Regions from separate parts of the Homo sapiens genome. Here all the other regions are linked to region 1. A link is a contact called in ENCODE Hi-C or POLR2A ChIA-PET data. All regions are on one chromosome and are shown on one strand. The core of a region is the stretch at or near the end of the contact, and the rest is flanking DNA. Distances in the headings are between cores, read along the strand shown. Region 1 overlaps GIGYF2 (GRB10 interacting GYF protein 2). Region 2 overlaps SAG (S-antigen visual arrestin). Region 3 has its middle 28 kb from the start of ATG16L1. Region 4 overlaps INPP5D (inositol polyphosphate-5-phosphatase D).

Region 1 (3,684 bases), core at 871-3,370:
TCCACTTAAATTCAGGTTTCTTTGAAGAAATAGCTCCTGAGGTCTATATATGAAATTTGTTTTGACTCCGGGAGGATTTCTTCTAGTTTTCTTTAACTAGTTTTCTCAGATAAGGTAGCAGCCTCCTACAGTTTAGCCTGTATCTCCTATGAATCTACCAGTCTCCTCCTAATTGCCTTTTATCCCAACTTCTACTGTTTCTGAAAACACCATTAGGCTTGAACTCATCCACTGTCTGTTGCAAATAAAGTCAGTTCCTTTGGGAAGAAACCTGGAGCTTTCTGTTTTCTACCTGTTTCCTACACCACTACCCTCAGACAAAAATCTCTCAGTCAGCTCTGGAAGTGGGCACAGTGGTCTGCTTTCCTCTAACATTTGCTGAAGGGTGGGCAGAATAGTAGCCTCAGGTATTCTTGGCTTGCCTCTCCTGATGGCTTGGCCCGGCCAGCTGCATTGGTGATCACGACCCTAGTGTTGGTGTTGCTGTGGTCAAGTTTCCATCCTATGAGTGGGGCTGGGCACAAGAAGAGAGCCTCCACATCTGTTGCACTTGTTTGGAACTTAGCATTTGTCACAGGTGACTGCCATCAGGGTGAGACACACCGATGTGCTTTTCCCAGGAAGAAAGCCTGCTGACTGATGGCTGAGGGGAGAAGGGAAGCCGTGTCTTGACTGTACCAGTCTAGAGTGGAGTTTCTGTCTCATTAAGCTGGGAGGAGAGAAGGAGAGTAGGTCTTGGTTTAAGTATCACCAACTCTTGCTGTTCTTACTGAGTTTTAGCAAATATTCTTGAATAAACTTTTTTTCATTTGCTGTATGCCCTTAGGAGTATTTCCAGAGACTTTATTTATTTTTTTGAGACAGGGTCTGGCTCTGTCGCCCAGGCTGGAGTGCAGTGACACGATCTCAGCTCACTGCAACCTCCGCCTCCTGAGTTCAAGCGATCCTCCTGGCCTCAGCCTCCTAAGTAGCTGGATTAAAGGTGTGCGTCACCACACCCAGCTACTTTTTTTTTTTATTTTTAGTAGAAATGGGATTTTGCCATGTTGGCCAGGCTGATGTCAAACTCCTGACCTCAAGTGATCCGCCTGCCTCGGCCTCCCAAAGTGCTGGGATTACAGGTGTGGGGCCCTGCTGCCAGCCAGAGAGTTTAAATGATTATTTTAAAAATGATCTTCACCAGTTTTGCCAGGGAGCAGGTCCACGCAGCTCCTCATGCTGTCATTCCGACAGTGAAACAGTTATTTCTTAAAGCAAAACCAGTGTTGAAATGTAAGGTAGCAATGTCAGCGCAGAACAAGAAGAGTATAGTTTTAAAAATCAATGAAGGACATTAGGCATTCGGGGGTCCCTATTTGCTTTTGATTTGTCAAAAGTTTGTTCTGAGAAGCATGATTGACACACTGCAGTTCTCCTGAGTGGGCATTATAGGGTGGGCTGGTAAGTGTCATGAGGCAATGTTGAAAGAGCTCTGGGATATTATTTCCGATGTACAAAGAAGACTTAAGGAAAATGAAAGCTATCAGCAGACATAAGTCTATATAAGGAAGACTTAACTTTGGTCTGTAGAACAGACCTATGAAATATAGAGTATATATTTTGTGTGTATATATACCTAGAGAAAGAGCGTGTGTATGTATATGTATATGTGTGTATGTGTGTGTGCATGTGTATATATATATATACACGCATATGTATGTGTGTGTATATAGAGAGAAATAGGGAGTCAGGCCAGGGAGGAGAGAGAAAATAAATATATTTTGGCACAGCAATAGGAAGATTCTCAGAGGTGCCCGTGAGGATAGATGGCCATTTCTGGAGGCACTGCCTCTATTCCCAGTGCTGGCTGAGTTCTGCTGAAGCGGGCTTGAAAGATTGTTTCCTGATTACCATGGGGTGACACATCTACTGTGATTTTAGACAACATCAGTGGTTACTGGCTGCATCAGAATGATTAAAATATGCTGATTCTCCTGCCTTCCCTTCTGATCTTCTGATTGATTAGGTGTGGTGGAGCCAGGGCCTCTACATTTTTATAGGTCCCTTCAGGTTATGCTGCCAGTTTGAGATCTACTGCCTTACTTGATCTTGATAGTGCCTTCAAATGAGTCATTTCCTGTGGAGACAAAGTTAATTTTTGCTCAGTTTTGCCTCTCAACACCTCCCTCCCCCAGTCTTTGTTAACTTCCCTCTGCACCCCTCCCCCACCCCAGGGCAGGTGCATTTTGAGAGAAATGCCCTATTGTCTGTCATATTGGCTAAAAAATGTTAAGAGTTGATTATGTTCAGTAGTGTTGAAGACATTCATTTGAAGAGTTGTTTGGCAGTATCAGTGATGGTTTAAACTGTTTATACCTTTTATCCTATCAATATCCACTGTTATAGATTTCTGCTGTAGGTCCATTCTTTTGGGGACTGTTTGGCATTTTATTTGTTTTGATCTATGTTCATGTATTATTTTTATTAAATACATTTTTTAAGTCTGGTTAGGTTTCTTTTTTATTGTGTTCGCTTGTTTGATGCCTCAGTATTAAAAGTGTGTCTTTTTCTGGCCAGGAAGAGCAAGGGGTTCTCTGAGAATAATCAGGCTTTGAGAATATTGAAATATTCAGGACCTAGATATTTATACTCTATTTTAGTCAATAATCTTAAGGGATGGGAAAAATAAAATTATTGATTAAAAGCAGCTTAATGCTCATGACTAGAAGCTACAGCCTGGTTAACAGTGGCTCCCTTTCATAAAGGCTGATCAAGAACTATGCCAGCATCTCTCATGAGATGAGAAATCTCATGGTGCTACCCTCAGAAATCGTGTCCTTAACACTTTCACTGGACAGCAGCATATCATGTCCTTTGTTGCTTTCGTCAATTAAAAAATCCTTAAGCCAATTTAGTGATTCTTTTGTTTACTCCTCTTTATGGTTGTATATTGCTGTTTATGTCAGTACCAGATGTAACAAATTTGTTGTCACCAAGAGGTAGATGAAATGTAAGTGTGTATGTGTATTATAAGTTGTTTTAAAATAAACTTAGGTTTGGAGCAGTGACAAAAACTTAAGCAAAAGAAGCTGAGAGGATAGTAAGTAAAAGCAATGAAGAAGGAAATTTGAATTGAATGTGGTAAATGGAGTTGAGAGAAATGCATTTGTTCTGGGTATACATAATGCATTATTGCTTCTTTGTTTCCTGTCCACATTTCCTCATGAACTTTCTGGCCTTCCCTTTTTTGTTAGCTTCCTTCTTCTTCAACGTGGGGCCAGCAGTCCAATACAACAGCATGTCAGTCCCAGGCCACGCTGTCGTTGGCTGAAATCCAAAAACTAGAGGAAGAACGAGAACGGCAGCTTCGAGAAGAGGTAAAATTTTAAAGTAAAAGGGATCTAGTCAAGCGATGTTCCAGAATATCTAGCATGCATTATGGGTTAGTGGTTACTGAGGACAATTACTGTCAGAATTGTTGTGTGTCTGAATTGGACGTTCATTATTAAACTTCAGCCCATAATTTGGTTACCCTAGCAAATGTGAAGGATCTCATAGGTATAACATGAAGATTGAGTAACATAACTGTTCAGTTTTCTTAAACATTTTACTGTAGTTCTTGAGAAGACCTCATAAATAAAACTACACGGGTTGTTCAAAATTGTGGGTGAGTTGTGTGCAGATAATCTTTTATAAGTCTGATGT
Region 2 (3,684 bases), core at 804-3,303, 490 kb after region 1:
AAGGCCCTTCTGGGTCCTTGGAACTGGCTACTTGTCTCTGCTGTCATAGGCAGCAGGACTGCGGAGGGAGAAAGGCCTTACAAGTTATCTCATTCAACTTCCTGCCCACTTACGGCTGGTTTTTGTCTTGGAACAAAATTCCTGGCAAGTGATCTCTTTCCATGGTTATGCCTTCCTGGAGGGCCCCACAGTGCTCATTGTGGTTGACAGATGCAGCACATTGTTGTGGGTGAGGCCTAATTTGTGGACTCATGCTGTGGGCTCTGTGATCCCAGCTGGCATCCACAGCAGGGGCTCCTTGTCTACCTTCCCAGGCTTTGTGTGGCTTGAAGGAGGTCCCACATGGAAGCGCTTTGTAAATGGTGAAGTGTGACTGTCTCGGCTCAAATGGCCATCATGTCATGGCTGACCTTCCCATATCCTACAGGGGAGGTGCCTTCTGCCTGTTGTTCCCACACATTAACTAAGCTCAAAAAGCATCAAAGCACAGGGGGTCTTATATAATGGTCTTATTTGGCTCTTTCATGAGGAAGACATGATGGAATGACCTGTGAGGGTAACCTCTAAGTTCACTTTTTAACTCAAACATTCAATGACCAAGACAAAGTTAGACTTATGCATCTTGGGGTGACTGTCCCAGGGCCCAGGACTGAGGATGTGGAACTTCCAGTCCTAAAATGGGCTCTCCCGGGCAAGCCAGGGTGAGCAGTGGCCCTAGGTGTCATATACCACTTTTCCCTGTGAGTCATCACAGATGAGGGTCAGAAATCCTGATGCGTGCAGACTAAGGAATTCTAGACTTTTCCCTCCCTCCCTTCCTTCCTTCCTTCCTTCCTTCCTTCCTTCCTTCCTTCCTTCCTTCCTTCCTTCCTTCCTTCCTCCCTTTCTTTCACAGTCTCCCTCTGTCACCCAGGCTGGAGTGCAGTGGTGTGATCTCGGCTCACTGCAACCTCCAGCTCCTGGGTTCAAGCCATTCTCCTGCCTCAGCCTCCCAAGTAGCTGGGATTACAGGCGTGCACCAATTTTGCCTGGCTAATTTTGTATTTTCAGTAGAGATGGGGATTTCGCCATGTTGGCCAGGCTGGTTTCAAACCCCTGACCTCAGGTGATCCATCCGCCTCAGCCTCCCAAAGTGCTGGGATTACCGGTGTGAGCCACTGCACCCGGATAGCTGTTAACTTTTTAAAAACAAAATATTAATTGCTTTCTATAGGCTGGGCACTGTACTGCATGCCTTGCACAAATTGTTTCTTTATCCTCAAACTTTGGCTGAGTGCAGTGGTTCACGCCTGTAATCCCAGTACTTTGGGAGGCCAAGGTGGGAGGATCCCTTGAGCCCAGGAGTTCAAGACCAGCCTGGGCAATATAGGGAGACCCTGCCTTTATTTTTTAAAAAAATCCTCAAGCTTAATTTTAAAGGTGATTAAAAGTCATCTTTTTAATCATCACAACGTCCCTATGAGTTAGATGCAATTATTACCCCCATTTTACTGATGGGGAAACTGAGGCTTAGAATAGATAAATAATTCACCCCACAGTTAGTGGCTAAGCCAAGATTGGCACCCAAACAGCCTGGCTCCAGGCCCACCTTCCTATCCACCACGTTCCACCCACCAACCAGTCCTGTACTGCCTCTAGCTAGTCTCTTGGAGGACAGGAAGGACAATGTTCATGAAGTAAGATGGAGGATGTTAGAAAGGGCTGAGCAGGGGAAAGGAGGGGTCTCCCAGGAGCTGCAGCCTTAGGGGACATGGGTGGGAGTTGATACAGAGCAGGTTATGGGTGACCAGAAATGGCCTGGAGACAGGACTTCAAAACCCCAGCCTTGAAGCTGAGGGCTGAGAAAGCCTAGCCTTGGAAGTGGAGGGAAACCATCATCAGAGAGGAGAGACCAGCGTGTACCCTGGGAGGCCGCAGGGAAAGTGCACGTGTTGGGGGACCAGTGCTGACCACCGGACTCCCGTCTTCCCCTTGCAGTGGAACAGGTGGCCAATGTGGTTCTCTACTCGAGTGATTATTACGTCAAGCCCGTGGCTATGGAGGAAGCGCAGTGAGTAGCTGTTGGGGTTTCCGTTTCCTGGGCGTCTCAGCCTTCTGTGTCAAGTTTCTCGCCGTTTATTGCTGAAGAAGGAACTAGAATGTTCAGCTAGCTCGCCAGCCTTCCACTTCCTTCCTCTTTCTCCCTTCGAGGGCTGCACAGAAAGTTAGCATCTTAGCTCTGCATCTACCACACCCCTCTGTGCCCATCTTACAGGAGTTCTGAGGATTAATGCAAGCCAAAGAATGACGCAGAGGAGAGAAATAAAGACAGAAATGTCACCATGGGATCAGCTGGCTTTTTCTATTTATCCTTGGAATGAATTGTTAGGAATTTGGTACTATTTCCACCTCCCAGAAGATGGTCAAATGAACTGTCAGCCCAGGCTAGGATTCCCTATCTTTTGATCTCAAATTGAAATCTTATACCAGTGACAACTGGATTAGAATATATCTGTTCTTAGCCTGTTGTTGTGAATGACTTTTCCCCTTTGTTAGAATCAAAAACAAATGAGAATCCTGCCATGGTTCCTTTATGCTGGCCTGAGAGACCTGCCCAGCTTTGCTGTGTGCCACAAAGTCAAATAGATTCATTTAATACATGGCTTGGAGTGGGGGGCGATGATCTCCCACCTCCAGCCCCCCGAGAGGATAGCTCGACCAGGTCTTAACTCTTTGCCTTGCTGGCATGTTCTAAGCACCGTTGTATGTAAAAAATATTATCAGGGTTAGAGGAAGGTTAGGGTAGGGGAATGATGAAAGACAACTGATTCCTTAAGATAATATAAGGTAATAGATAGATTTTTTTGAGATGGAGTCTCACTCTGTTGCCCAGGCTGGAGTGCAGTGGTGAGATCTCAGCTCACTGCAACCTCCACCACCCAGGTTCGAGCCATTCTCCTGACTCAGTCTCCCAAGTAGCTGGAATTACAGGAGCCCGCCACCAAGCCCAGCTAATTTTGTATTTTTTTTTTTTTTTGAGACGGAGTTTTGCTCTTGTTGCCCAAGCAGGAGTGCAATGGCGCGATCTTGACTCACTGCAACCTTTGCCTCCTGGGTTCAAGTGATTCTCCTGCCTCAGCCTCCTGAGTAGCTGGGATTACAGGCACACGCCACCACCCCTGGCTAATTTTTTGTATTTTTATTAGAAATGGGGTTTCACCATGTTAGCCAGGCTGGTCTCGAACTCCTGACCTCAGGTGATCTGCCCACCTCGGCCTCCCAAAGTGCTGGGATTACAGGAGTGAGCCACCGTGCCTGGCTGATTTTGTATTTTTAGTAGAGACAGGGTTTCACCTGTTGGCCAGGCTGGTCTCAAACTCCTGACCTCAGGTGATCTGCTTGCCTCAGCCTCCCAAAGTGCTGAAATTACAGGCGTGAGCCACCGCACCTGGCCTATATGGGAATATTTAAAAGGCAACTTTAGGAGAAACTATTACTGTTATTCAAAACAGATTCAAACTGTAGGTCTACAAGGGAGGGAGACAGGAAAGAACCACCACTCACTGCCTCCTTTCTGCCAAGATTGGGCTCTGTTCTGCCTTTAGGGGATCCTCGCACATCCCTGTGCCCTGGAGGGGTCTTGGCCCTGGTTCACCTTTCCTCATGTGCTCAGCAACATGGGAGCAAAGGATCCTGGCTGAGTTT
Region 3 (3,684 bases), core at 435-2,934, 380 kb after region 1:
CTGAGGCAAGCAAGGAGCAATGACAGTAAACAGCACAGACTGCAGACAGGGCTGCAAGTACTGACTTCACATCAACGAGAACCCAGTGGAAGCTGAGAGAGTGCCCATTTTTAGCACAAAATTTTTAAACCTAGATGAAAACTTAGAGAAGTAAATAATTCCTGCCAAAGTCTCACCTATAAGTTATCTGAAGTTAGTTATCTATTAACTTTGTGACTGGACAAATTATTTAACATCTTAGAGAAGACAGAATTTGCGATTTGTGTTGATCCAGATTAATTGCCCTTAATAAGTCAATAATGTTCAGAAGAATGCAATAGAATTCTGAAAATCCATAATCTTTCTTAATGTCCAAACACCATTCAAAATTGTTTCATAACAAGAATCCACAAAACGTGACCCATCTCAAGAGAAAAAACAAACAGCCATGATCAACCCCATTCCAGATGCTGGAATTAGCAAAGATGTTGAAGCAGCTACTATAACTATACTCAGGGGCATAAAAGAAAATACTCTTTTTTTTTTTTTGAGACGGAGTCTCGCTCTGTCACCCAGGCTGGAGTGCAGTGGCGCAATCTTGGCTCACTGCAAGCTCCGCCTCTCGGGTTCACGCCATTCTCCTGTCTCAGCTTTCCCAATAGCTGGGACTACAGGCGCCCACCATCACGCCCGGCTAATTTTTTGTATTTTTAGTAGAGACGGAGTTTCACCGTGGTCTCGATCTCCTGACCTCATGATCCGCCTGCCTCGACCTCCCAAAGTGCTGGGATTACAGGCGTGAGCCACCGCACCCTGCCAAGAAAATAGTCTTGAAACAAGCAAAATGATATAAATCTCAAGAGAGAAATAGACATTTTAAAAAGTCAACCCAGAATTCTAGTACCAGTGATGATCTCCTTAAGAATGAAGTGAAAACATCTTCAGATTAAAGAAAACTGACAGAATTTGTTGCTATCAGATCTACTATAAACAATCCTAAAGGAATTTCTTCAGGCTGATAGGATATGATAATAGGGGAAAACTCAGATCTTCAGGAAGGAATGGAAAGGATTGAAAATGGTAAATACATGGGTAAATATAAAAGACTTTTTATCTTAATTTTCTTAATTTCTTTAAAATATAACTGTGTGAAGAAATGATTATAACATTTTCTTATAGAGTTTAGAATGATACCAATGTAATACTTACGACAATTGAAGCGGGGAGACTGGTAAATGGAGCTATACGATTGCAAGATTTACACGTATTTTTTGTTGTTTTTTTGTTTTTTTGTTTTTGAGATGGAGTCTTGCTCTGTCGCCCAGGCTCCTGGAGTGCAGTGGCACGATCTTGGCTCACTGCAACCTCCACCTCCCTGGTTCAAGTGATTCTCCTGCCTCAGCCTCCCCAGTAGCTGGGACTACAGCCATGCATCACCATGCCCAGCTAATTTTTGTATTTCTAGTAGAGATGGGGTTTCACCATGTTGGCCAGGCTGATCTCGAACTCCTGACCTCAAGTGATCCTCCCGCCTCAGCCTCCCAAAATGCTAGGATTATAAGTGTGAGCCACCGTGCCCAGCCAAGATTTATACATTTTACATAAAATGGTACAATATTAACTCTAAATAGACTGATATATATATTTAAATCTCTAGAGCAACCACTCAAAGGGGATTTTGGGGGGAGCTATGCGTCTTTCAGTAGCTTCTAGTTTCACATCCGTATTTCTAGTCTGACCGTTTTCTGTCCCATGCTAGACCCTGCCCTGATTCCTTTACTCCCTAAAATACCACCAACGAAAGGCTATGTGTAAGGCAGACTTCACTGAAAGTGGGGGGCAATGGATGATTCATCACAGACCACACAGTCAACAACGTACAAACAACAATTAGAAATCTTTTTCTTTTCCTTTTTTTTTTAAGAGACAGAGTCAGCTGTGTGCCGTGGCTCACACCTGTAATCCCAGCACTTTGGGAGGCCAAAGCAGGCATATCAATTGAGCCCAGGAGTTCAAGAGAAGCCTGGGCAACATGGCAAAACCCTGTCTCTACAAAAACCACACAAAAAAAATTAGCTGAGCATGGTGGCACGTGCTTGTTGTTCCAGCTACTCAGGAGGCTGAGCTGGGAGGATCACCTGAGCCCAGGGAGGTCGAGGTTGCAGTGAGCTATGATCACACCACTGCCCCCAGTCTGGATGGCAGTGAGACCCTGTCTCAAAGCAAATAATAATAATAATAATAAAGACAGGGTCTCACTGTCACTCAGGCTGGAGGGTAGTTGTGCGATCATAGCTCACTGCAGCCTCAAACTCCTGGGGTCAAATGATTCTTCTCCCTCAGCCTCCCAAGTAGCAAGGACTACAGGCATGCTACCATACCCAGCTAAAGAAATCTTTGTTTTTAGAATTCTTCAGTCACCGGGCCATCAGAAATTTCTCTCTGATCTACTTTATTTGAGCTCCCCCGCTACCTTGCCCCTTGCATTTGCCCCTCTCTCTTAAGAACTTTCCACAATCTTCTTACCTGTCCTCTTGAGCAACATGACTTTCTGTCTATTCAAAGCCCATCCTGGCCATGCTTTGGTGCTGGGGAGGTGCCACTGCTTTACAACAGCCATGGCCCTTAAGATGCTCTGCTGTAAAAAGACAGTTTTCTCTCTGAAAAATTCCACTACCAGCTTTCAAACCCATTTTTCTTTCCTCCTACATAGATATACCACCAAGCTATCTCTGTCTCCCTTCTCTATTAAACAGAGCAAATGAGCTCAGATCCAAACTTGTCCACTCATCCAAGCCAAACAAGAGCCTTGGAGGCATCCAAACCCACCCTCAATGGCTACTGTCATACAAGTGTGCCTCCTGGAGTCCCACACCCCACCTCAAGTGGCTTATGTGTTCACCCAAAATATATATTTATTAAGCATCTCCTACACAGTGCTTGTCATAATATTATATATATAACTCTCCCTAAGAAGGATTTTTTTTTTTTTTTGAGACAGAGTCTCACTCTGTTGCTCAGGCTGGAGGGCAGTGGCGTGATCACAGCTCACTACAGTCTCATCTTCTGGGCTCAAGTGATCCTCCCACTTTAGCCTCCCAAGTAGCTGGGACTACAGACTCACGCCAACACACTTGGCTGAGTTTTTTGTAGTTTTCGTAGAGACAGGGTCTTGCTATGTTGCCCAGGTTTGTCTTGAACTCCTGACCTCAAGCAATCTGCCCGTCTTGGCCTCTCAAAGTACTGGGATTACAGGAATGAGCCACTGCGCTTGGCTGTTTTTATTTTTATTTTTAAACGTTAGACTAAGATGGATTTTTCTGAAAGCCACTAAGAGGACAAAAAATACCATTTCCAAATCATCTCCTTGTCACTGATTAACACCGGGCCCCTTTAAGGCTAGTTTAAGAAACCCAAGCTGATTGTAAAAGCTTTGTGCCAGTCACCTATTGCTGCATAACAAACAGCTCCAAAACTTAAAACAATGACAACACTTACTTTGCTCACAAATCTGTAACTTGGGCAGGGCTTGTTGGGGACAGCTTGTATCAGCTGCACTCAGCATCACTGGGTGTGCTTGAAAGTTGGGGGCTGGAACCATCTGAAGCTTCATTCACTCCCAAGTCTGGTGGTTAATGATGGCGTCATTGGGGACCTCAGTTGAGCTGGGCTGTGCCTGGAGCACCAATGACATTGATGTATGGT
Region 4 (3,684 bases), core at 736-3,235, 260 kb after region 1:
GTCTTCTTTAACGTGTTCCTTGAATAGAGCAGAAATCGGCCTCCTATAAAATCCACTCCTGGATCCCGGTTCTCCCCTCAGGAGATACATGGAAGCCTCAACTGTTTGAAAAACCAGGCAGGTCTCTCTTGAGGTTTCTTCAGGCCAAACCCTCTGGGTTACTTCAGCCATTCCGCACGCCCCTCTTAACCCCAGGCCATCCCAGATCCACCTCCCATGACACACTCAACCTGGTGCCTGTCCTTCCTAATGGGGGTCTCAGAACCCAAGGCCTGCAGAGTGGACTGACCCTCCCACCGGGCGCCCCTCCACGAGTGCAGTCTCACAGACAGTGGCACCAGGGGGCGCCCATTCAGCGATCCAGCTTCACAATGTATTTGCCATCGACTAAAATGCCATCGTCTTTTTCACATGTGCTCCTGCTAAGCTAGATTTGGAACTTTATTTTTATTTATTTATTTATTTATTTATTTATTTTTGAGACAGAGTCTCACTCTGTCGTCCAGGCTGGAGGGCAGTGGTGCGATCTTGGCTCACTGCAACGTCCGCCTCCTTGTTCAAGCAATTCTTCTGCCTCAGCCTCCGGAGTAGTTGGGATTATAAGTGTGCGTCACCATGTCTGGCTAATTTTTGTATTTATAGTAGAGGCGAGGTTTTGCTATGTTGGCCAGGCTGGTCTCGAACTCCTGACCTCAGGTGATTCACCCACCTTGGCCTCCCAAAGTGCTGGGATCACACGTGTGAGCCACCGTGCCCAGCCGAGACTTGGAACTTTAGATTGTTTTGTCCTAAACTTCCCATGGCTACACCAGCCCGTTACTCCAGACCATTGAGGTCAGCTTCATCCTGGCTCTAGCACCTGGCATGTGTGCCATCCTCCTAGCTGGATGGCAGCCCCACATTGGAAGGCCTGCCTCCTGGATCCTTATCTGAATTGCTGATGTGAATGAAAGGAGGAACCAACAGCACAGACGCCTATGTCTGGACTGACACTGGTGTGGCCTCAGCCAGGCCCATCTCTCTCCCTGTGCTCTTCAACAACAACAAAATCACAAATGAACCCCATAAAATGCTTTATGGAAACCTATAGATATCAGATTAAAGATCACAATCTGGTGGCCCCTATGTTGGATTTAGTGTTCTGTTCACCCAACCCATATTTTTAAAAATTATGAACCAGTTACAAGCATTTTTAAAAATTCAGAGATTTCTACATAATAATCTGGATTTTCAGCTTTCCTTGAAAAATCTGAAGATCTGATACCCTTGATTATTCCACAGTGATGTAGCTGGGGTGGGGCGTGTATTAGTCTGTTTTCACGCAGCTGATAAAGACATACCTAAGACTGGGCAACTTACAAAAGAAAGAGGTTTAATGGACTCACAGTTCCACGTGGCTGGGGAGGCCTTACAATCATGGCGGAAGGTGAAGGGCACATCTCATGTGGCAGACAAGAGAAGAATGAGCTTGTGCAGTCAAACTCCCATTTCTAAAGCCATCAGATCTCATGAGACCCATTCACTATCACGAGAACAGAGCCGCCATAATTCAATCACCTCCCACCGGGTTCCTCCCACGACACGTGGGAATTGTGGGAGTTACAATTCAAGATGAGATTTGGGTGGGGACACAGTCAAACCATATCAGAGTGGAAGCATTCCCTTTCAATGGGGCAGTTCTCTTTGATGTGTCACCATCCCCACCTCGCCCTGTCGCCTCACTCGCAGCCTGTTCCACTCATTTACATCACCCGCCTGACTGCTGTAGGCCACTGAGCTATGATATTCATCAGACGCAACTAATTACCCAACTTGTGAGGCCAGCAACCACACACTGGTAAACAGGTTTAGTTGACTTGGTGTGTTCCCAGTGACCTCCTGCTGGTTCCCAGGCCCAGCACCTGCTTTGCCTCTCCTCACAGATCATGCTGTTAGTAATCTCATCTAGCCTCTTGCCTGGGGTGGACGTCAAGCTCACTACACTGTAAACTCCAAAACAGCCCACGTTACTCCCGGTGACAATCAGAATTCCCCCTGGCCTGCCCTCAGGTGTCCTGGCTCTCTCCTCTCAGCATCCCCCATGGACTCATGGGCACCCCCGGTTGAGCTCGCTCACCCAGAGCTCTCTCTCTTCCCTGGGATGAGGCTTGGTTCTACGGAAGCTGGGGTCGTCACAGCCTGTTTTCTGCCTTGGGGTTTGGTCCCAGTTCCTCAGAGCAGTGACTTTCAGTTCCTTTGCAGGTGTGACCTGTCTGCTCCTGTTAGAGCCTCCTTTCCCCAGAGGGCAGGGTGGGCCCCACTGGGGAGCTGGAGGGCTCACTTTTGTCACTGCACTTGCCACCCAGAACACTGTTACTGTCCCTTTCTGGCATTTCTTGGTTTCAGACAATCTCACCTACCCCTCAAAGAAGGCGGAAGCTTCCTGTCGTGGTCTGGCCCTTTGCCATCTTTCAGTGTTCCTCACTGAACGGTAATCCCCTCCGTGTGCCCCCAACGAGTCATTCACCATCTTGTGCTAACTGCATTTCTTCCTGATCCAAACTTGCTTTCTGGAGATGGGGGCCATGCAGAAGGGAAGGCGGGTGTATCAGGAGGTCTGGTCTCTGGGGACTGAAGGGATGATTTTGCCAAAAGGGTCAATGTCACTGGACCACATGCCATGGTAAACCTTGGACAACCAGTTCTCCAGGGAAGAAAACAAGCCCGTGATTTGTAGTGTTTGCCTATTTCTACCGTGGAGACACTCTAACCACAGCTCCCACCAGAGTGGCTGCATTCACAACCAGCTCTTGGGGTTCCTGGAAAACTGGGATTTGAGCCTGTAGGAGCCAGTGCCAGCACCCCATGGGCATGTGTGTTATCAGCTCACATCTGCCAAGTCCTGGCGAGGTCTGCCTGCCTCTAGGACTGTAGACGTCTTTATTAGAGACTCCTGTCACACCTGTTAGGAGTCAGACAGATTAATAATCACTTCTTTTTATTTAGAGCTCTTTTAATCCCCAAACTCTTATTTATAAGTTATTTTATAAATTAATAATGATATATCATATATTATATTATAATTAATAATGACATATATGTCATATAACATTATTAAAATCAATTAATTATTAAATAATTATAATATATAATTATATATTATATTATTATTAAATATATAACATATAATAGATATTATATATTACATATTATATAAGTAGTAATTGCATATTATATAAATAATATATATTATATATAATATAAATATATTTATTTATTATAAATTATATTTATTTATATTATATTTATAATTACATTATATTATATTAACTTATTTATAAGTTAATCAGTTTTACCTCTTCCTTGTGATCAGGTTTGGGAAGGATGTTTTTTCTACCTGCCTGGTCTGCTTCCTTGACTGTGTGATCAGGGTCAAACTGCCCATTCTTCTGAGCTTCAGTTTATTTATCTGAGAAATGGGAGTTGCTGGTCCATTAGCACAGTTAGCAGAGCAGGTGCTGCATGATGACCGTGGCTCTCACTGACTGGGAGCCACGCCCCGGGCTCTGTTAGTTCGTTAAACCACTTGGGCAAGTAGGTCTTGAAATCTTCATTCACGGCCAAGGAAACTGGTTTGGTCTCAGAGAGTTAGATACTGTACTCTAGATCGCACAACCAGTTGGTCGTGGAGCTAAGATTGACATT

Evidence for each region. Hi-C counts contacts between places; a loop is a spot of excess contacts on that map. ChIA-PET counts read pairs that join two places held with the same protein, here RNA polymerase II (POLR2A). Pooled maps may share reads with other maps.
Region 2: a loop to region 1 is called in a pooled map, with 3 times the contacts of the local background. The contact joins two enhancer-like sites. A Hi-C loop is called at or near these places in 2 of 50 pooled maps. POLR2A ChIA-PET finds 5 or more read pairs at or near these places in 3 of 52 experiments (B cell, H1 and Panc1).
Region 3: a loop to region 1 is called in a pooled map, with 2.5 times the contacts of the local background. The contact joins two enhancer-like sites. A Hi-C loop is called at or near these places in 5 of 50 pooled maps. POLR2A ChIA-PET finds 5 or more read pairs at or near these places in 2 of 52 experiments (WTC11 and activated T-cell).
Region 4: a pooled map shows a loop between it and region 1 (3-fold over the local background). The contact joins two enhancer-like sites. A Hi-C loop is called at or near these places in 2 of 50 pooled maps. POLR2A ChIA-PET finds 5 or more read pairs at or near these places in 3 of 52 experiments (HCT116, Panc1 and activated CD4-positive, alpha-beta T cell).

Annotation. Positions count from the first base shown.
Region 1 is chr2:232,836,616-232,840,299 of GRCh38, forward strand. It overlaps GIGYF2 (GRB10 interacting GYF protein 2), which reads left to right. Exons shown (of 29, transcript NM_001103146.3): 23 at 3,234-3,356. Among named protein-coding and RNA genes, the nearest start is that of SNORC, 32 kb to the right of the region's middle. Within about 2 kb of position 2,121, at least 16 of the 41 ENCODE cell types and tissues checked have a DNase peak (open chromatin) inside an H3K27ac peak, as active enhancers do; they include B cell, where a contact is called at or near this core.
Region 2 is chr2:233,329,663-233,333,346 of GRCh38, forward strand. SAG (S-antigen visual arrestin) reads left to right here. Exons shown (of 16, transcript NM_000541.5): 10 at 1,978-2,050. Among named protein-coding and RNA genes, the nearest start is that of DGKD, 23 kb to the right of the region's middle. RefSeq lists an enhancer at 1-597. Within about 2 kb of position 2,054, at least 19 of the 41 ENCODE cell types and tissues checked have a DNase peak (open chromatin) inside an H3K27ac peak, as active enhancers do; they include B cell, where a contact is called at or near this core.
Region 3 is chr2:233,221,992-233,225,675 of GRCh38, forward strand. No RefSeq gene overlaps it. Among named protein-coding and RNA genes, the nearest start is that of ATG16L1, 28 kb to the right of the region's middle. RefSeq lists a silencer at 1,307-1,458. Within about 2 kb of position 1,685, at least 2 of the 41 ENCODE cell types and tissues checked have a DNase peak (open chromatin) inside an H3K27ac peak, as active enhancers do.
Region 4 is chr2:233,098,491-233,102,174 of GRCh38, forward strand. All of the region lies in intron 2 of INPP5D (inositol polyphosphate-5-phosphatase D), which reads left to right. Among named protein-coding and RNA genes, the nearest start is that of INPP5D, 40 kb to the left of the region's middle. Within about 2 kb of position 1,986, at least 7 of the 41 ENCODE cell types and tissues checked have a DNase peak (open chromatin) inside an H3K27ac peak, as active enhancers do.